Regions from separate parts of the Homo sapiens genome. Here region 2 is linked to region 1. Evidence: chromatin contacts called from ENCODE Hi-C or POLR2A ChIA-PET data. All regions are on one chromosome and are shown on one strand. The core of a region is the stretch at or near the end of the contact, and the rest is flanking DNA. Distances in the headings are between cores, read along the strand shown.

Region 1 (2,700 bases), core at 126-2,625:
GTCATGGGCTCTGTCTTTTAAAAACCTGAAAGCCTGCAACAATAAAACCAGCTGCACCTGTTGCATGGGATAGGCATGGAATTGAGGAGAGAGCTCAAACTACAGTCAGCCCTCTGTATCCTGAGGTTCTGGATCCTTGGATTTAACCAACTGTGCATCGAAAATATTTGGAAAAAGTAAAACAATAAAAAAACACAGGTCGGGTGCAGTGGCGGGCGCCTGTAGTCCCAGCTACTCGGGAGGCTGAGGCAGGAGAATGGCGTGAACCCGGGTGGCAGAGCTGGCAGCGAGTGGAGATCGCGCCACTGCACTCCAGCCTGGGCAACAGAGCAAGACTCCGTCTCAAAAAAAAAAATTAAAAAACTTTATAACAGCTATTTACAAAGCATTTACGTTGTATTAGGTATTATAGTAATCTAGAGATGATTTAAAGTATACGGAAGGATGTGCACAGGTTATTTGCAAATACTATGCCATATTATATCAGGGACTTGAGTATCTGTGAATTTTGGTATCTCTGGGGTCCTGGAACCAACATCCTGAGGTTACCAAAGGACGACTGTATTCAATTTTGTCTCTGGTTATTAGTCTATTCTCAAATGTATTTTTCTTGTTGTTTTGTCTTTTTGTTTTTGCCTCTTCAAGTCAATGTCGGAAACTTAGTTGTTCTAGACTACCCATTAGCTCAGAGCTACCAGTAATCAGACTACCACTGCAACCTAAGCAACCGATTTTTCTTCCCCATCAGACTGGCAAAAATTAAGATAAGCATCTATTGATGTTGAAGCTGTAGGGAGTTTTCCTGAGCAAGTAATTATGACAGCCCTTTTTGCTAGGCACCTAGATGATTCATCAAAATGAAATAAAATACCCATGCACTTGAAGAAGTTATCTGGTTTATTTCCTTACCTGGGTGCTGGTTATGTGAGGTGTACAGTTGATGAAAACTTATTAAGCTTTATAATAGGTACAATTTTCTGTATGTGTAGTAGACGTCAATAGTTTTTAAAATGTCTTTTGCCACAGCCCGCAGCTGTGAATAATGCTATTCGCTTAACAGTGGAAAACGTGTCAATGACCTGAAACACCCTGGCTCCCGGGATCCTACCCCCTTAAGTTAAACAAATGAAATAACTTCCACTGTCTTTCCTAATGTCTTAATTCGGTCCTCAGTTAAACTGGCGGTTGGCGCCAGTTTTTTCCAGGGAAGGATTCTGGGAGACGGAGGAGGAGACGCCAGCATTTCGCCCCCTGCACCTCCAGCGGGCTGCGGTCCGCTCCCGGCCTCACTCGAGCAGGCCCCGCCCTCCCAGAGGCAGTTAGTCCAAGTCACGTGATCGTCGACTCAGCTGACCCTGCGGGACCGGAAAAAGAAATTCCCGGGCCCTGGCTTCTTGGCGCGATGGTGAGGCACTAGGGGCGAAGCGAGGCTTGGGCTGCTGGAGCGGGAATGAGGGGGCGCCAAGTGGCTCCGGAAACTGGGGGAGGTTGTACTGGCCTCTCCGCAAACACAGTGTGTGCGGGCGTGAGGGCTGTGAGTCTGGTAGGGAAAAGTCCACCACTCTCCCGCTCCCGAGACGGGGGCGGGGGTACGGGGCGGGTAAGACAGAGCAGGCCGGCCGGCTTAGAGTCCCGGTGCTTCCCTGGCGGAAGGAAGGGCCCCTGCCTCCCGGGGCAGGAACTAGGGCTTGTCTGGAGCTGGGAGTCCTTTCAGGTCTTCCCCATCCCCAAGAGGACCTCCCAAGGATACCCCCTTCCCCAGCCCTGCCGTGGGGCTTGTACAAGAAGGTGCTTAGAATCAGGCTCACTCTTCCACACTGTTAGGAAGCCCCTCCGCTCTTTCCAGAGCCAGAAAGTAGTAGTTTTGGGGTTGAGACTTATCCATCCATCCATCCAATCCATCCATCCGTACGTTCTAAGCGCCTGGTCTATACCATGAAGTGTGCTAGGCACTGGGAGGACTTGAGCTGCCAAGGGAAGGGGAAATCGGAGGCTTGAATTGGAGTCATAGCTAAGGCTCCAGGGGCAGAGACCTAACTGCGCCTTGTGTGTAGTGCTAAGGGGGCTTCCTAAGGATGCCATCAAACTTAAAGGCGGATGGATGGCAGGAGCTGGCTGGCTGAAGTACAGTTTGTGTACCAGGGGTAGGGAGGCAAGGGTGGGAGACGTGTGTCTTCAGACAGGGAACAGCATGTGCAGAGACTTCAGGTTAGAGAGAGTATGGCTCCCCAGGAATGGATGCATTTCCCATAGCTGGGAGAGTATCATCTGCAGGTTAGGGAAAGATGAGGCTGGACAAGTAGAGAACAAATCTTCCTGGCTCTTGGATCACCACAATCAAGATAATGAACGTATCCACTGGCCTCCATAATTTCCTTGTGTGAGGGGCTATTTTAAGAAGTATAATCAAGAAAGGCTGTTCTGGCTGGGTGCGGTGGCTCATGCCTGTAATCCTAGCACTTTGGGAGAGTGAAGAGGGTGGATCACCTGAGGTCAGGAGTTCGAGACCAGCATGGCCATGGCACTCCAGCCTGGGCAACAGAGGGAGACTCTGTCTTATTTTTTTATTTTTTAAAAAAAGAAGGGCTGGTCTGATGTGTCACTTAAAGGATAGCAAGCCACTGGCCAGGCGCCGTGGCTCACGCCTGTAATCCCAGCACTTTGGGAGGCTGAGGGGGACGGATCACTTGAGGTCAGGAG
Region 2 (2,700 bases), core at 192-2,691, 460 kb before region 1:
AATCCCAGTTTCTCGGGAGGCTGAAGCACGAGAATCACTTGAACCCAGGAGGCTGAGGCTGCAGTGAGCCGAGATCGCGCTACTGCACTCCAGCCTGGGCGACAGAGCAAGAATTGTCTCAAAAAACAAAACAAAACAAAACAAAAAAAAAGGAAAAGAAAGAAAGCAGGAAGATTGTTTCTTCCTTGATTGCTGTTCAAAAGGTCAGGCCAGGCGTGGTGGCTCACACCTGTAATCCCAGCACTTTGGAAGGCCGAGGCGGATGGATCACCTGAGGTCAGGAGTTTGAGACCAGCCTGGCCAACACGGTGAAACCCCGTCTCTACTAAAAGTATGAAAATTAGCTGGGTGTGGTGGCATACGCCTGTAGTCCCAGCTACTCAGGAGGCTGAAGCAGGAGAATTGCTTGAACTCGGGAGGCAGAGGTTGCAGTGAGCGGAAATCGTGCCAATGCACTCCAGCCTGGGCGACAAAGCGAGACTCCGTCTCAAAAAAAAAAAAAAAAGTCAGGCCAGCTCACACGTCAGTGCATCTCAACTATGTTGCCACCACACACAGTTCCATCAGACAAACGTTCCCTGTGGGTCCAGAATTTTTCACAGTCCCCCGCACCTCTCCTCTCTCCCTAACCCGGGCTCTCCTATCTGGTCAAAACCCACTCCAAACTAGACCCATGGCCAAAATGTGGAATTCTTATCAAGGCCATTTTTCAACTTGGGCTACCTTCCCGCCCTCTCCCATCTTTCTTTCCCTGACAAATCTCAGGGGCTCTCCTGTACTTTATACACTAGTTTGGCTGGTGGTGGAGCGGTGGCAGGTGTCCTGGGCTTTTCCCACATTTTTCCCCTCCACCAGAGGCTTCACCACCTCCTCATATGTTGCTGTCACCCCCTCTTCTAAAGTGACTCAAGACAGGTGTCTATCCAAGAATGAGGGAATGCGATAGCCACATTTCGCTTCTCCCTGACGCTAGGAGACTTCCGGAAGGGTCCGACCGTACCTGCTCCAGTCCCCTTCCCTAGCACAGCCCAGCCTCCGGGTGCTAGAAGACCCCACTGTCTCCAACACTTCAGCGCCCCGCCTCCTCTGCAGTTCCACCTGCTGCTAGTCGCGCCCCTCACGCGTTACGATAGGCCAGACCTCAAAGCCCGCTCTCCCATTGGGCAGATGACCCGTCCCTCCTACGCCACGTCTCCCGGCTCTAGCGAGAGGCCCGGGCGGCGGCCGTGGGCCCTAGGGAAATCTGAGAGCTGGATGGCGGGAGAGGGGCTCTACCTGGAAGGGGTTTACATCCACTGGGTCCGCGAAGGGGTTGGTGTCGAAAGCCGACATGGTGATCGGGGGCCAGCGGGCGAACTCCGCGAACGCTGCTGCCTCCGGGCACCCAGACCCAGCGGCGCTTCGTGTAGACCCTCCACTTCCGGGAGCGAGGCAGCGGTTCTGGCGCAGGCGCGATGCCCTCCCCCGAGGGCGTGGCCCTATGACGGCACCGGGGTCGCTCCGCCCCCCCCCCCCCCCCCCCCGCCCAGCCCACAATAGTGCGGTGGGTGGGCATTCGGCTTCCGTCCACATCTTCGCTCTGCTGGGGATTCAGGGGTCTTGGCTGCGCGGAGCGTCTACGGAGCCAGAGGCGTGGCCGGAGTCCTTCCCAACTGCCTATCAATCTGACACCTTCCAATTTTATGTTTCTAAAGCAAACTCTCAAAAGTGGGACAGGAAACAGCCCCTTCACTTCTCTGTAGACCAAGTTTGGGAAGAAGTCCAAACTGATCCCTGGGCAAAGGACAGGGGTGACAGGTGAGGCCAGAGGCCTTGGGAGAACTAGGAAAGCGCTTCTTCTGCAGAACGTGCTCGGGGAAAGAGAAGTGCCAGGACCATCCAGCAGTCCTCCACCCGAGCTGAGCCTGCTTCTTCTAGGGCTGCTCGCCCTCTGATGTCGTTTCATCGTTTTAGGGACGAGGGTTCCTGGGCCCATCAGCTTTGGGACCTGAGTTGGGACTTGAACCTGGACATCAAACATTTATGAAGTGACTCACGGAATTCAGCAACACAGCCTCAATCATGGGGGAGGTGGCTGCTTCACTCTCCACAGCTCCGCTTTCCCCCGCCCCCGCCCCCCACAGGGTCTCACTGTCGCCCAGGCTGGAGTGCAGTGGTGCAATCATGGCTCACTGCAGCCTCGAGCTCCTGGGCTCAAGCAATCCTCCCACCTCAGCCTCCTGAGTAGCTGGGACTACAGCTGGTCACCACCATACCCAGCTAATTTATGGATTTTTTGTAGAGATGGGGATCTCACTATATTGCCCAGGCTCGTCTCAAACACCTGGGCTGAAGTGATCCTCCCGCCTTGGCTTCCTAAAATGCTAGGATTATACTCATGAACCACTGTCTGGCCAAATCCACCTTATTTATTTGGATCTGTCTGGTATTATTCATCTCTGCTGTCACCGAATCCCAGCCACTGTCATTTTTACCCTGAACTAATACAGTGCTGTTAATTGGTCTATTGTTCTTCATGTTGTAATCAAAGATATGTTTAAAGGGGGCAAAATTATCACAGAACTTTGTTAAAATTTTTCAATTAATTTCCATAAAGGGCTGGGTGCGTGGCTTATGCCTGTAATCCCAGTACTTTGGGAGGCAGAGGTAGGAGGATCACTTGAAGCCAGGAGTTCGAGACCAGCCTAGGCAACATACCAG

Evidence for each region. A loop is a pair of places that touch in the nucleus more often than their neighbours do. ChIA-PET counts read pairs that join two places held with the same protein, here RNA polymerase II (POLR2A). Pooled maps may share reads with other maps.
Region 2: a pooled map shows a loop between it and region 1 (2.8-fold over the local background). The contact joins the promoter of SCAMP2 here to the promoter of COMMD4 in region 1. A Hi-C loop is called at or near these places in 2 of 50 pooled maps. POLR2A ChIA-PET finds 5 or more read pairs at or near these places in 3 of 52 experiments (B cell, activated B cell and activated CD4-positive, alpha-beta T cell).

What each region holds. Positions count from the first base shown.
Region 1 is chr15:75,334,688-75,337,387 of GRCh38, forward strand. COMMD4 (COMM domain containing 4) reads left to right here and starts at 1,376. Exons shown (of 8, transcript NM_017828.5): 1 at 1,376-1,405. The coding sequence starts at 1,403. RefSeq lists enhancers at 1,210-1,259, 1,600-1,769.
Region 2 is chr15:74,871,924-74,874,623 of GRCh38, forward strand. It overlaps SCAMP2 (secretory carrier membrane protein 2), which reads right to left and starts at 1,442. Exons shown (of 9, transcript NM_005697.5): 1 at 1,276-1,442. The coding sequence starts at 1,332.